Linked DNA regions of Homo sapiens: region 1 is linked to region 2. The links are chromatin loops, found by intact Hi-C in ENCODE. Cell type or tissue: endothelial cell of umbilical vein. All regions are shown on one strand.

Region 1 (8,000 bases), 190 kb after region 2:
AACCTACCACCACACCCAGCTAATTTTTTAATTCTTAGTGGAGATGGGGTTCCACCATGTTGAACATGGTTGGCCAGGCTGGTCTCAAACTCCTAATCTCAGATGATCCACCTGCCTTGGCTTCCCAAAGTGCTGGGATTATAGGCATGAGCCACCATGCATGGCCATATTTTCGCTTTTTAGTAATAGCCATTCTAACTGGAGTGAGATGATATCTCATTGTAGTTTTGAATTGCATTTCCCTAGTGATTAATAATATTGAGCACTGCTGGCCATTTGTAATGTCTTCTTTTGAGAAATATCTAGTCATGTCCTTTGTCCATTTCTCAATAGGATTATTTGTTTAACTGTTAAGTTGTTTGAGGTCCTTATATATTCTGGATCTTAGTCCCCTGTCAGTTGGGTAGTTTGCAAATATTTTCTCCCATTCAACAAGTTGTCTCTTTTTTTTTTTTTTTTTTTTGAGATGGAGTCTGGCTCTGTCGCCCAGGCTGGAGTGCAGTGGCGCAATCTCAGCTCACTGCAAGCTCCGCCTGCCGGGTTCACGCCATTCTCCTGCCTCAGCCTCCGGAGTAGCTGGGACTACAGGCGCCCACCACTACGCCTGGTTAATTTTTTGTATTTTTAGTAGAGACGGGGTTTCACCATGTTAGCCAGGATGGTCTCGATCTCCTGACCTCGTGATTCACCCGCCTCGGCCTCCCAAAGTGCTGGGATTACAGGCGTGAGCCACCGCGCCCGGCCAAGTTGTCTCTTTATTCTATTGTTTCTTTTGCTGTGCAGAGCTTTTTAGTTTAATATAGTCCCATTTGTCTATTTTAGTTTTTGTTGACTGTGCCTTTTTTTCTTTTTTTTAACACAAGTGTCTTGCTCTGTTGCCCAGGCTGGACTGGAGTGGCGCAATCACAGCTCATTGCAGCCTTGATCTCCCAGGCTCCTGGACTTAAGCAATCCTCCTACCTCAGCCGCCTGAGTAGCTTGGACCACAAGCACGTGCCACCAGGCTTGGCTAATTTTTTAAATTTTTTGTAGAGACAGGGTCTCATTATGCTGCCTAAGCTGGTCTCGAATTCCTGGGCTCAACTGATCCTCCCACCTCAACCTCCCAAAGTGCTGGGATTACAGGTGTGAGCCACTACACCCAGCCTGTTGCCTGTGCTTTTGAGGTCTTAGTCATAAAACTTTTGCCTAGACCAATGCTCTGAAGAGTTGTCCCTATGTTTGCTTCTAGCTGTTTTATAATTTCAGGTCTTATGTTTAAATCTTTTCTTTTTTTTTTTTTTGAGATGGAGTTTCACTCATTGCCCAGCCTGGAGTGGAATGGCACGCGATCTCAGCTCATGGCAACCTTCATCTCCCAGGTTCAAGCGATTCTCCTGCCTCAGTCTCTTGAGTAGCTGGGATTACAGGCATGCGCCACCATGCCCAGCTAATTTTTTGTATTTTTAGTAGAGATGGGGTTTCTGCGTATTGGTCAGGCTGGTCTCAAAATCCCGACCTCAGGTGATCTGCCCGCCTTGGCCTCCCAAAGTGCTGGGATTAAAGGCGTGAGCCACCATGCCCGGCCTCGTTTAAATCTTTAACCCATCCTGAGTTGACTTTTGTATATGGTGACAGAAAGGGTTCAATTTCACTCTTCTGTATATGGTTATCAAAGTACACATGCATACACATATGCATGTACACACACACGCACACATCTCACTTAAGAAAAAAAAAACAAGAAACCACAGTTCAAGAAAACTCCAGAGGCCAAGGCGGGCGGATCACCTGAGGTCAGGAGTCCAAGACCAGCCTGGCCAATATGGGGAAACACTATCTCTACTAAAAATATAAAAATCAGCCAGGCACAGTAGCACATGGATGTAGTAGCAGCTACTCGGGAGGCTGAGGCAGGAGAATCACTTGAACCTGGGAGGCAGAGGTTGCAGTGAGCTGAGATCGGGCCACTGCACTCCAGCCTGGGTGACACAGCAAGACTCAAAAAAAAAAAAAAAAATTTACCTAGGAAACAGTCTAGTCTGGTTTATTTGAAATTTCAGAGGAATTTACCCCCCTAACCCGCTGAGCTTTGTGCCTGCCCCTCTGACTACCTCCTGACTTAAAATTTCCCTTTAAAGCTGACAAACACGCAGAGAACTGGAAGGGAAAAAAAATCCACTCTGAATTGATGGAAGTGGGTGGAGGAAGAGATCATATTCCAATGAATCTATTACTTCATGTGTACAAGAAAAGGAACTAAATGTACCTTTCATGTTTGCCCGAACTGTACCGCATGTCTTCATAACCTGAGGGCCAGCCTTAATAACCAATCTGAGATTATTCAAACAATTGAGGCAGCTATGGTGCAATAATGTCTTCAGAGAACTGCAGAGCCGGAATGGATCTGAGATCAAGTCTAAGTTCTGCATTTTAAAGATGAGGAAATTAAGTCCTAGTGAACTTACTAATACCCCACAGCAAATTAGTGAAGGGGGAAGCTGGAAGCGGGGAATCCAGGACTCCTGAGTCCCATTATACTAGGCTGTTTCTATAGGCTATTAAGGATGAAACAGGCCAGGTGCAGTGGCTCATGTCTGTAATTCCAACACTTTGGGAGGCTGAGGCAGGTGGATTGCTTGAGCCTATGAGTTCAAGACCAGCCTGAGCAACATGGCGAGACCCCGTCTCTATAAAAAAAAATTTTTTTTCAATTAGCCAGGCTTGATGGCACATGCCTATAGTCCCAGCTACTCAGGAAGCTGAGGTGGGAGGATCACTGGCCGGAGGTCAAGGCTGCCGTGAGCTATGATCATGCCACTGCACTCTAGCCTGGGCAACAGAGCAAGACCCTGTTTCAAAAAAAAAAAAAAAAAAAAAAAAGATAAATCAGGCAGCCTAGGGATTCATTTATTCCACAATCATTTAGCAGTGCCATGTTCCATGTCAACCTCTGAGGATGCGAAAAGGAGATGGCTGAGGGGCCAACCCAAAGGGACTCATGAGCTGTGAGAAATAAGCCAAGGAGAGTAGTAGAATATGTTTTTGTAGAGATATGCATGGGTGCCTTCATACTATAAACCCTCCCTGGCCACTTCTTAGGAGCTCAGCTCTTGGTTACTAGAACTCTCCCAGCATAAACTATGCCCTCACCACTATACTCAGCTCTCTCAAGCCCTGCTTTGTTCTTCTGTTCCACATTCAGATATAAGAACAGGGAACAAAGGCACAGGTTACTTCCCGGTGACACGCAGATGGAGCAGTCTCAGCTTCCCTACTGGAATGGGGAAGTCTGGCCAGGACCTCTCTTCTGATCCACTGTCCCTCCAGCCAGGGCCATGACAGCAGTGACCTCTGTCGGTGAGCTCCTTAAGAGACAGCAGAAATGCAGGAAAGTGATTTGCCCTAGCGCCACTAAAACGACCTCTCATCTCAACTGAATGATAAAAATACTTTCAAGAGGAGCAACATTATTAGATGCTCCTAGAAAACATGGGATTCGGTATTAGACAGAGTCGGATTTTAATTCCAGCAACACTAAATATCGGTGAACTGAATCCAGGCAAATGTCCTTACAACCCCAAGCCCACTGTCTCCTGTTGTAAAATGGTGATAATAATCCTTGCCTTATAGTATTACAATTTAAAGAGATAATATAAGTAAAGTGCTCTATGCAGTGGCTGACAAATAGATGTTCAATAAACACTGGTTATTTCTTCTCTTTCTCTGTAAGACAGCTAAAAATGTATTCAAGCCACAGAATGAAATACAACCTATTTACTTCACAAAGGAGTTTCTCATGTAGCACTGAGTCATTCTCATCTCCACCTCCTCTCCCGCGACCACCCACTCTATGGCAGGCAGATTTCAATTCTCCCGAGGTTCCCACCACTCAGTATACACACTCTGTATAAAACTCAGTGAATCTGACAGAATAGTCACTCCATGGTTAGATTATATTATCTGATACAGCTGGCTTTAACAAAGTGGCTATCCAGGACAGGCACGGTGGCTCGCGCCTGTAATTCCAGCACTTTGGGAGGCCAAGGCAGGCAGATCACGAGGTCAGGAGTTTGAGACCAGCGTGACCAACATGGTGAAACCCCGTCTCTACTAAAAATACAAAAATTGGCCAGGCGTGGTGGCACGTGCCTGTAATCCCAGCTACTCAGGAGGCTGAGGCAGGAGAATCGCCTGAACCCGGGAGGCAGAGGTTGCAGTGAGCTCAGATTGTGCCACTGCACTCCAGCCTGGGCAACAGAGCAAGACTCCATCTAAAAAAAAAAAAAAAAAGAGGCCAGGCGCAGTGGCTCACGCCTGTAATCCCAGCACTTTGGGAGGCCAAGGTGGGTGGATCACCAGAGGTCAGGAGTTGGGAGACCAGCTTGGCCAACATGGAAAAACTCTGTCTCTACTAAAAATAAAAATTAGCCGGGCGTGGTGGTGCACGCCTGTAATCCCAGCTACTCCGGAGGCTGAGGCACGAGAATCACTTGAACATGGGAGGCAGAGGTTGCAGTGAGCCAAGATTGCACCACTGCACTCCAGCCACCTGGATGATAGAACGAGACTCTGTCTCAAAAAAAAAAAAAAAAAAAAAAAGGGAAGTGGCTATCCTGAGTGAATGTGACCTGTTCAGGGGAATTTTTGTTTTTATCTTTGAGATGAGAATCTTGCTATGTTGCCCAGGGTGGTCTTGAACTCCTGGCCTTTAGCAATCCTCCCATCTCAGTCTCCTGAGTAGCTGAGATTGCAGGCATGAGGTGCCACCACTGGGCATGGCTTCAGGCGAGTTCTTTTATTTTATTTATTTATTTTTTTAATTTGTATTTTTTGAGACAGGCTCGCTCTGTTGCCCAGGCTGGAGCGCAGTGGTGCAATCTTGGCTCACCATAACCTCTGCTTTCCTGGTTCAAGCGATCCTTGTGCCTCAGCCTCCCGAGTAGCTGGGATTACAGGTACATGCCACCATGCCTGGCTGATTTTTCTATTTTTATTAGAGACGAGGTTTCACCATGTTGCCCAGGCTGGTCTCGAACTCCTGGCCTCAAGTGATCTGCCAGCCTTCGCCTCCCAAAGTGCTAGGATTACACGCATGAGTCACCCACCCAGCCCTCAGTTGAGTTTTTTTTTTTTTTTTTTTTTTTTGAGACAGAGTCTTGCTCTGTCACCCAGGCTGGAGTGCAGTGGCCCAATCTCTGCTCACTGCAAGCTCTGCCTCCCGGGTTCATGCCATTCTCCTGCCTCAGCCTCCCAAGTAGCTGGGACTACAGGCGCCCGCCACCACGCCCAGCTAATTTTTTTTGTATTTTTAGTAGAGATGGGGTTTCACCGCATTAGCCAGGATGGTCTCGATCTCCTGACCTCGTGATCCGCCCACCTTGGCCTCCCAAAGTGCTGGGATTACAGGTGTGAGCCACCGCGCCCAGCCCAGTTGAGTTCTTAAAAGGAAAAGGACTCGGCTGGGCACGGTGGCTCACGCCTGTAATCCCAGCACTTTGGGAAGCCAAGGTGGGCAGATCATGAGGTCAAGAGATCAAGACCATGCTGGCAAACATAGTGAAACCCCATCTCTATTAAAACAACAAAAATTAGCTGGGCAGTGTGGCACGCACCTGTAGTCCCAGCTACTAGAGAGGCTGAGGCAGAAGACTTGCTTGAACCCAGGAGGCGGAGCGTTGCAGTGAGCCAAGATTGAGCCACTGCACTCCAGCCTGGTGACAGAGCAAGACTCTGTCTCAAAAAAAAAAAAAAAAGAAAAGAAAAGAAAAAAAAAGGAACAGGACTCTCCCTTACAAAGACATTTGGAGTGTGTGTTTCAGTCACGAATTTATTGCCTCTCAGCTCTGAACATTAGGCAAATGAAGTGCAATTCAATGTGTGCTCTGTGATAAACAAGTGAATTACTTTATTTCTCCTGTAAAGTGAGCACGCTGTTAAGCTTTCTCAGTAGAGGAAGCTGGAGGGACATTTCAGGCGTAGGCCGGAGGTCGCGGAGTGGGTGTGAGAACCTCTGGTGAAGCCTACTATGGCTCGAGGCCAGAACGTGGTACCTCTTTGATCTTGTAGCCTTGGCCTGGCAATAACTTCAGAACCCTCTCCACATGTTAAGCAAAGCCCCTGCCCGGCATACATGCCTTGAAGGCCTCCTGCTCGTATGGGGACAGGGACTCCCACTACATCCATGCCCCCGATGACCTCGCCCCCTGCCTGTACTCCAGAAGAGGCCAATTGCTTGCCCAGAAACTCCAGGCAAACCCTGGTCTGGCCAAACCAACAAACTCCTTTGCTATCTGGTGGGCTCAACCATACTTTGTCTAGTGAGGTCTGAATCCCTTCCAAGTCTGTTCTTTGGTTACTCTCCCTCAGTCCTAGGGAACCAAATATAGTTTCTTTGTATCTTTTAGTAACTCTTTTGCCATAATAATAATTCTGAAATCTCTCTCAACCTATTTTGGTTTACGTGGCTACCTAATCCGCAAAAGAAAAAAATAATTCTTTATCTTCCCCTGCTTAACCGACTGTGGTTTCTATCTCCTTATTGGACTCCAGACTGCTATAGGATGAGATGATTTGACACAAAGGAGATTCTCTTTTCCCGGCTGTGAAAATGGAGGGGCCATATGGCCAGGAATGAAGGTGGCCTCTAGGAGCTGACAGTGGTCCCAACTAATAGCCAGCAAGGAAACTGCCATCTCAGTTCTATAAGCACATAGAACTGAATTCTGACAGCCACGAGAGCTTGGAAGAGGAGGCCAAGCTTCAGATTAGAAGTCATAAACATGACCAGCTGCGGTGGCTCATGCTTGTAATCCCAGCATTTTGGGAGGCCGAGATGGGCAGAATGCTTGAGCTCAGGAGTTCAAGACCAGCCTGGGCAACATGGCGAGACCTCATCTCAATAAAAATAAAAAAAGTCATAAACATGTTTTCCATTAACTTAATGCCAACCTATGGCTATTTCACTACCAAAGGAATATACCCTATTTTTGCCAATTCTAAACTTGAAATACCTTTCCTTTTTTCTCTCCATACTTATTTTCTACACCAGACCTTCCAGCTCAAAGTCTAAAATTCCTCTTATCTGCCAAATTATAAAGGAAACAATTATAAAGTCAGACTAAGAAAAATAAACTTTTCCATATAGCAAGTAATATGCTGGGCCAGCTGCCTAGATTTCCCTTCCCTTCCCCTACAAACAAACATCTCAAATGTATCCATAAGAAATTCAAACAATTCTCAGGCCAAAAAAAACCCCCAAAACCCAAATGAAGGCAGGTACTCAGAGAGGAAGGTGACCATAGGTTGCTTTCTATAGCTTAAATGTATGTAACAAACAACACGGACTTGAGCTTCTGTTTACAGATCTCACAGGGCACAGCAAACAGTGGACAAGGCCCAAGGCCCATCCAGAGTAGAGTGTTTGTTTGTTTGTTTGTTTGTTTGAGATGGAGTCTCACTCTGTCACCCAGGCTGGAGTGCAGTGTCGCCATCTCGGCTCACTGCCTGCGACCTCCGCCTCCCGGGTTCACGCCATTCTCCTGCCTCAGCCTCCCGAGTCGCTGGGACTACAGGCGCCCACCACCACGCCTGGCTAATTTTTTGTATTTTTAGTAGAGACGGAGTTTCACCGTGTTAGCCAGGATGGTCTCGATCTCCTGACCTCATGATCCACCTGCCTCAGCCTCCCAAAGTGCTGGGATTACAGGCGTGAGCCATCGTGCCCGGCCCAGAGTAGAGTTTAATAAAACCTTCACCCCCTCCAAAAACTAGGATCCTAAAGGGTTATATCTTGAATTAAGGATAAATCAATCAGAATTCAAGAGGAAAGAAAGGGAGAAACAGGAAAATCCACAATCATAGCTGGTGATTTTTAGCATCCCTCTTTTCATAATTAAAAGTAGTAGATAAAAAACAAACAAAAAAAAACCACAATAAGGACATAGAAAATTTGAACCATCTTGACCTGATATAGAATACTACAACCAACAACTTCAGAATATAGATTCTTTTCAACTGCA
Region 2 (8,000 bases):
GCAAACAAGATCCCTGCCATCATGAATCTTAGGTTCTGGTAGGGGGACAGATAATCAACAAATTAACAAATATATAAAATGAGACCATTGGAAATATTAGAGTAATCAGTACTGAGAAGAGAATTCAGCTAGCGGATGTGATAGAGGGGACTCTGTGAGGGCCACTTAGACCAAATGGTCTGGCAAAGCCACTCTCTGGAGGTGACATTTGAGTTAATTCCTGAATGTTCAGATGGAGCAGCTGGAGGAAGATCTGAGAAGAGAGTTTAAGACAGAGGGAGCAGCTCGTGCAAAGGCCCTGAGGTGAGAATGGCCTTAGCATGTTCAAGAAATAAGAAGTGTCGTTGGAGTGAGCACTCGGGTGGTTGGTGGGTGGGGGAGAATGTGACATGAGTCGGAGAGGTCAGCCTTGTAGCCTGGGCAGATTTCCACTCCCCCGCATGGTGCTTACATCCATGCACACACTTCCCTGCCCCTTGACTTTGGGCTCGCCCATGGGACTTGCTTTGATGCATGAGATGTAGCAAGTACGACCCAGGCAGAGATGTGACATTTGCTTTCACAGTGGAACTTGCTCTCTCGGGCTTCTGCCATTACCATGGGAGGAGCTGCCCTGCCAACCCCACCAGTCCAAGGAGGATGAAGACACCAGGAGCAGGCCTGGACCCAGCCCAGCCAACACCAGCCAAAAAAAAATCCAGCCAACCCAAAGATGTGCAAAAGAGAAAAACTGATGGTTGTCAACCACTGGATTGAGGGGATGATTTGTTTCCCAGCATTATTCTGGATATTGTCAGCTGATACAAAGTCATGGGAGGAAGCTGAGATTTTCTTTCAAGGGGAATGAAAAGCCAACGACACAAATGCTGCCTTTGATGGCCTTTGCCCAAGTGTCTCCATAGCAGATGTGGTGGTCAGGAAAACAGTTCATACTGTATTTGTTCTTCTGTGGGGCGGAGGCACATGACATGATTCACTTTCCCACTGTGGCTGATTACCAGCTTGCCTGATTCTGATGAGACAGAACACACACACACATATGCACACACGCGTATGCATGTTTTTTGTTTTTGTTTTTGTTTGAGATGGAGTCTTGCTCTGTCACCCAGGCTGAGGTGCAATGGCACAATCTCGGCTCACTGCAAGCTCCACCTCCCGGGTTCACTCCATTCTCCTGCCTCAGCCTCCCAAGTAGCTTGGACCACAGGCACCCGACACCACGTCCGGTTAATTTTTTGCATTTTTAGTAAAGACGGGGTTTCACCATGTTAGCCAGGATGGTCTCGATCTCCTGACCTCGTGATCTGCCTGCCTCAGCCTCCCAAAGTGCTGGGATTACAGGCATGAGCCACCACACCCAGCCCAGACTGATCTTTTCAAAACCAGAAATCTGGCACCATCCCTCCCCTCCACCAGGGCCTCTAGGCTTTCTTGTTTCTTGCAGGGGACTCTGAACTCTTTCTTTGGGCAACAAGGCCCTCCGGAGCCCCATCTCCCACTCCTGGTCACCAGCTCCAGCTGCACCCGCCTTTCCTCAGCTACTTCCTGCAGATCTCCCCCTTCTGCTCACACCTGGCCTGTGTCTCCTCCTCCTCCATCAGGACTCAGCCTAAATGCTGCTCCTCAGAGAAGATCTTCCCAAGCCTGAGTCAAAATTGGATCCTTCCAAGTCCTTTTATTTATTTTTCATTTATTTATTGAGACGGGGTGTCGCTTTGTCACCAAGGCTGGAGTGCAGTGGCACAATCACAGCTCATTGCAGCCTTGACATCCCGGGCTCGGGTGATCCTCCCAACTCAGCCTCTCCAGTAACTACAGGCATATGCCACCACGCCTGGCTAATTCTTTTATTTTATTTTTTGTAGAGACAGGGTTTCACCTTGCTGTCTAGCCTGGTCTCAAACTCCTAGGCTCAAGCAATATGCCCACCTCAGCTTCCCAAAGTGCTGGGATTACAGGCGTGAGCCACCAAGGCTTCTACTCTTTTACTCACCAAGCCCGGATGCCCAAGTCTTTTAGTTGAGCCGCACATTCTAGCTTGCTACTACACACTTGCAGGTGCCTTGCTTTCCTGTCTCCTTTCTAGAAGGTAAGCACCATGAAGGCAGAGACGATGCAATCACAGTCGATGCCTACTTAGCAGTTACCAAGTGTCAGACTGCACCTGCTGCCCCTGCACCAGGACATTTAAACCTCAGGACAACCCTACAGACAAACACTATCGTTCTCTTCATTTTCCAGACAAGGTCCACAGTCTTAGTCAACAAGACACAGAAATTAAGGAGCAGAGCTAAGACTGAACTCAGGCAGGCTGCATTCAGAGCCGAGACTTTTATCCAGAGGACTCACCTGCCTCTATTTGGTCCACCACTGCCTGGCACACAGTAGGTGCTCAGTAAATACATAGCAAATGAAAGGATGTTCTCTAGAGGGGCAGTCACAGGGTTAAGAATTTGGTGTCCCTGATGGGAAGGGTAATGATGCTGGAAGAGCACAGCCGCATCATTGAAATAAAACACAAATGAAAATCAAAAGATAACAACATCCAACTATTTGGGCTGTCTATGGCCCAATTGCCCACCTGTTCCCTGTGCCGCCCTGTCCCCATTAAGTGAAAAGCTCTAGGAGTTTCATCTGGTTAGAGCTGAAACCAAGTCCTTAATAGTGTTTACAGATGAGGATAGAGCCACCTGGAGCAGGAGGGCTTTCAACCTGACAGTTTCCCCGCAAGGAAATGAACGCGCTGGTCCTGCAGGAATCATCTTCAAAGCCAGACAACCTGGCTTAAGCACAGCATTTAGAAGAAACGAATCACGCCCCCAACTCCCACCAACCAGATGGCTGGGCTGTCTTTCTCTTGTGGAATGAGGGGCCTGCTTCACACAGCTGTCCAAGCTGTGGGCTGAAATGAAGATGCTGGAATTCCTCCCCTCTGCCCTTTCATCCTGCAGCCTTCTGGGGCCTGTGGTCCTGAGTCAGATGTGGGTTGAGCCACTGGGGCTGTGGCAGGTGAGGCCCTGCCAGCAATTAGCCCCCAGGCCCAGACACTTGCTCCTTTTTATGTTCCTAATCTTTTTACCAGAAACAGGAGAGGTTTCGTCCTGAGCTGTGCAAGTGAGGAGCGTCACCCTCTGAGAGGGCACTGGATGCCACACGCTTTCGATGTCAAGGTCCCTTTTGAAAATGGCCCTACTCTGTACCAACAAGTTCCAGAGACACCACCAGGCTACTAAAGAAAATGAAGAGCATGAACAGTGCACTCCTAGACACAGGTGAAGAAAGAATTGCGACCACAAAAGAAAAAAATAGATAAGTTGAACTCTTAAAATTAAAAACTTTTGTGCATCAAAGGACACTATAAGCAATGAAAAGGCAACCATAAAATGGAAGACAATACTTGCAAATCGTGTATCTGACAAGGGAGTGATATGCAGAATATATGAAGTACTCCTACAACTCAACAACAATTTCTTTTTTTTTTTTTTTTTTTGAGACAGAGTCTCACTCTGTTGCCCAGGCTGGAGTGCAGTGGCGCAATCTCGGCTCACTGCAAGCTCTGCCTCCCGGATTCAGGCCGTTCTCCTGCCTCAGCCTCCCGAGTAGCTGGGATTACAGGCGCCCGCCACCACGCCCGGCTAATTTTTTGTATTTTTAGTAGAGATGGGGTTTCACCGTGTTAGCCAGGATGGTCTCGATTTCCTGACCTCGTGATCCACCCGCCTCAGCCTCCCAAAGTGCTGGGATTACAGACGTGAGCCACCATGCCTGGCCAACAACAATTTCTTAAAAACTGATTTTAAAATGGGCAAACGACTTGAATAGACATTTCTCCACAGAGGATATACAAATGGCCAGTGAGCATATGGAAAGATGGTCAGCATTACTAGTCATTAGGATAACGCAAATCCAAACCACAACGAGGTTCCATTCTATGCCCATTAGAATGGCTACTATCAAAAGAAAGAGAGAAGGCAAACAAGCAGGGAAAGAAAGAAAAAGAAGAAAGAGGAAAGAGAGAGACGAAGGAAGGAAGGAAGGAGGGAGGGAAGGAGGGAAGGAAGGAAGGGAGGAAGGAAGGAAGGAAGGAAGGATGGAAGGAGGGAAGGAAGGATGGAAGGAAGGGAGGGAGGAAGGGAGGGAGGGAGGGATGGAAGGAGGGAAGGAAGGAACGAAGGAAGGAAGGAATTAAAAAAAGAAGAAGAAGAAGCAAAAGTTGGGCATGGTGGTGCATGCCTACAGACCCAGCTACTGGGGAGGTTGAGGTGGGAGGATCACTTGAGGCCAGAAGTTTGAGACCAGCTTGGGCAACACAGGAAAAAAAAAAAGTTAAAGGAAAGAAAGAAAGAAAACGCTGGCTAGATGTGGAGAAATCGGAACCCTGGTCCCTTGCTGCTGGTAATGTAAAATGGTGTGGCTGTTGTAGAAAAAGTTATGACAATTCCTCAAAAAAAAATGACATACAATTGCCATAAGATCCAGCAATTCCGCTTCTAGGTATATACCCCAAAAAAGTGAAAGCAGAGTGGATATTTGTGCACCAAGATTAACAGCAGCATTATTCACAATAGCCAAAAGGTGGCAGCAAACCAAGTGTCCACTGACAGATGAATAGGTAAATAAAATGCAGAATGTGCATACAATGGAATATTATTCAGCCATAAAAAGGAAGGAGGTTTTTTGGGTTTTTTGTTTTGTTTTGTTTGTTTGCTTTTGAGAAAGGGTCTCATTCTGTTGCCCGGGCTGGAGTGCAGTGGTGTGATCACGGCTCACTGCAGCCTCAACCTCCCAGTCTCAAGCAATCCTCCCACCTCAGCCTCCTGAGTAGGTGAGACTACAGGTGCACACCTCCACACCTGGCGAATTTTCTGCTTATTTTTTATAGAGATGAGGTCTCACTATGTTGCCTAGGCTGGTCAGAATTTTTTTAAGACTTGTCAAGTGAAGCAGTGGGAGTGGAGGAGAAAAAAAGAACTCTGTAACTGGTGGTGATTGGAAGGAAAAAATTTTTAATGCTTTCTTCCTGAACAAATAGCTCAGATTGAAATGGAAGAAAATGTTAACATGTTAAAATATAGACAAACCTTGAGGACATTATGCTAAATAAAATAAGCCAGTCGCAAAAAGATAAATACCCATAGGATTCCACTCATATGAGGTACGCGGAGTAGTTCAATTCATGTAGACACGAAATTGAATGGTGACTTCCAGGGGCTGGAGGGAGGAGGGATTGGGGGGTAATAGGTGTACAGCTTCCATTTAGAAAGATGAAAAACTTCTGGATATGGCTGGTGGGTGCATGCCAACTGATGGTTGCATGACAGTATGAATGTACTTCAAGAACTGAATGCCACAGGATGGCACGCTCGAAAATAGTTAAAACGAGAAATGTTATGGTATATATATTTTATAGAAAGAAGGAAGGAAGAGAAAGAGAAAGAAAGAGAGAGAAAGAAAGAGAAAAAGAAAAGAAAAGAAAGAAAAAGAAAGAAAGAAAGAAAGGAAAGAAAGAAAGAAAGAAAGAAAAAGAAAGAAAGAAAGAAAGAAAGAAAGAAAGAAAGAAAGAAAGAAAGAAAGAAAGAAAGAGGGAGGAGGGGGAGGGGAGGGGAGGGCTCTGCCCGTTCCCATTTCCTATAGGTGGAGGGTTTTCCTCACAGGGATGGAGTCCCCTGCAGTTCTAGGTTTTGCATGGGACCGAGTGGACCCTCAGCGCCTCACTCCTCAATGGCTATAGGGTAGCCCTCGGGCTGCAGGTGAGAGGTGGGCAGCCTGGGCGCAAGGCCCGCTCATAGGTTGTGCTTGTGTGCACTTGGACAGTGCTCACAGAGGGGTGCTCCCTGCAGCAGCGGCTGGGGTGGTCTGAAGACGGGTGAGGCATACGGGACGTCTGCTCTACATGCACATCACCTGTGTCCACTTTCAACCTCCCACGCCTTTGATATTAGATCTGTTGTTGTGTTTATCTTATTTACAGAGGCTTTGCGGGCAGATGGGGTTAGAACTGCTGGAGAGGAGGGAGAAGGGCCGACAGCAGAAACCAGAGCGTCCTGTGAGATGAAGAAAAGGCCGGGAACCTGTAAGAATTCTTTAGTGTTTGGGAAGCAACTTGATTGGGTCCTAGAAAAATGGGGTCTAGGGGGAGACATAACTAGTTATGGAAAAAAAGATGCTTTCCCCCAGATTCTGAGATTATGAACCTGGACCCAAATGCCAGGCTGCCCTCCAGGCATCCCGGGAACAGCTCTCCCCACTGCTCAACACAGCAAATGGGAGATGTACTTCCCCTGGGGACGAAGTGTCCGCCCCGAGCCAGAGCGGCTTCCTCCCCCAGCCCAGCTTCCCAAAGCGGTTTGCAGTGAGAATCTCCCCAACCTTCGTGTCACCCTGTCCCCAGCAGCCACACACTGACCTGGCCAGTCCCTTGACCTTTTAGGTTTTTATCCTTAAATGAGGATGAAAAGCTTTTTCAGGCAGACTTGTGAGCCACAGGGGACGTGCTGTGTGCAAACATACTGAGCCCATGCCCAGCACATGCAAAGCAGCCAGGGGGAATTAAAAACGTGCTGGTGGAGTTGGAAATCAGAGCTCAAGCCACGCCTATTGTCCCACCGCCACCCTCTCTACCATGTCTACTCACTGCTTATGCTGTTATTTATTTTATATTTTTATTATAATGATGATTTTTTGCCCATGACAAAGCCCTCAGGAAACCCTGAGGACATGTCCCTTTATTTTATAGTTTTCTTTAAGTTCATGTTAATGGACTCACTGCTTTTACTCACCTAATTCTAAACAGTAATATCAGTGAAATCACAGCTTCGATATGCCAGCTTTATTTCCCAAAGGCATTTGAAAAAAAAGTACAAAGCAATTGAAAGTCAAATGTTTTCTGTGAGTCACCTAAAATTCTCTCTTGCAGCCCAGGAGCTTGTGAATCATGCCCTGGGCGTTGCTGCCTTAGTGTAGCTTCCAGCTGTGTGGCCAGGGCCGTAGGTGCCATAAGCCAGGCACATTGCCCTTCAATGACTTTGACTTCTGACCTTGACATAGACAGGCAGGGCAGCTTCCTGGGCAGCGGGTGGGGCCGGCTGTCCCCATATTTGTGCTGTTACAGCCAGCTTTCCCCTCAAGGGATTAAGGCTCAAGAGACACAACTCTCTGCTGGGGCCAGCATCCCTCAACCTTCGAAGCCCGGACCACAGGGCGAGGCTCGGCGCCTTGCGGAGACACTGCCCAGGGTGAACCAGCAAAAGAGGCCAGTCTAGTCATCTCAGCTGCAGCACTGGGTTCTAACCAGTGTGGTCACCATCTCCTGGTTGGGCTCCACTGCCTCCTGCCAGCCCAGACACTGGCTGTCTCTCGCCCTCGCCCTGCAACCCATTCTCCACACTTCGATTTTTTTTTTTTTTTAATTTTTTGGTCTTGCCGAATTAAGCAGAATCTCCACAGTGTTTTGGAAACACAAATCTGTCCCCTTGATGTCCTCATTCAACATTCTATCATGCCTTCCAGTCACTAGACCCAAGGCCATAAACTAGTTTTGTTTGGCCCAGGCAGGGCTAACTTTAAAAAACGAGCACAATGTATGTGATCTTTATGAATATTTATGTCACAGCTGTAAAGATTATACCAGGAGCTCAGAAAATGGCCTCCTGTTCCTCCTCGGCATAGCCAGCAGGGCTCGGGGAGTGGGGCTCTGTGCTGGTCCCAATGGACTTCTCTTTTGTCCTGCATCATCTTGGTTCCAGGTGGCCTGGAGTGCACAGGACTCACACTGCTGTATGGAGCTTCAGACTGTCCGTGGGACCGAGCCTTTCCCTGAGGCCTCTGAGTGGCAGCTCTCTCAACAGCCTCTGAGTTCCTCCCCTATATAAACTGCGAAATTTACAAATCCAGGTCATGAACCTCCTGAGAAATTGGATCCCTGTTCCCATGTGGCAGCAACTAGAGAAGCTCCGTGGCAGCTTGACCTGAGGTATCTTCATCCACTACACCACAGTCCC

Evidence for each region. A loop is a pair of places that touch in the nucleus more often than their neighbours do. Peaks named below come from ENCODE experiments on the same cell type or tissue, not always from the same donor. Only the 100,000 strongest peaks of a DNase experiment are listed, where the experiment ranks them.
Region 1: it touches region 2 in a loop (19-fold over the local background); 2 of 110 quality-filtered maps call a loop at or near these places.

Annotation. Positions count from the first base shown.
Region 1 is chr5:173,006,038-173,014,037 of GRCh38, reverse strand. All of the region lies in intron 2 of ATP6V0E1 (ATPase H+ transporting V0 subunit e1), which reads right to left. Among named protein-coding and RNA genes, the nearest start is that of SNORA74B, 11 kb to the left of the region's middle. RefSeq lists an enhancer at 3,788-3,867 and a silencer at 3,718-4,012. In endothelial cell of umbilical vein, a CTCF peak has its summit at 3,304 (motif pointing left); a DNase peak (open chromatin) is centred at 3,317; H3K27ac peaks cover 204 bases.
Region 2 is chr5:173,201,019-173,209,018 of GRCh38, reverse strand. No RefSeq gene overlaps it. Among named protein-coding and RNA genes, the nearest start is that of NKX2-5, 30 kb to the left of the region's middle. RefSeq lists a silencer at 1,952-2,131. In endothelial cell of umbilical vein, a CTCF peak has its summit at 4,566 (motif pointing right); no DNase peak of the experiment used is centred here; H3K27me3 peaks cover 645 bases.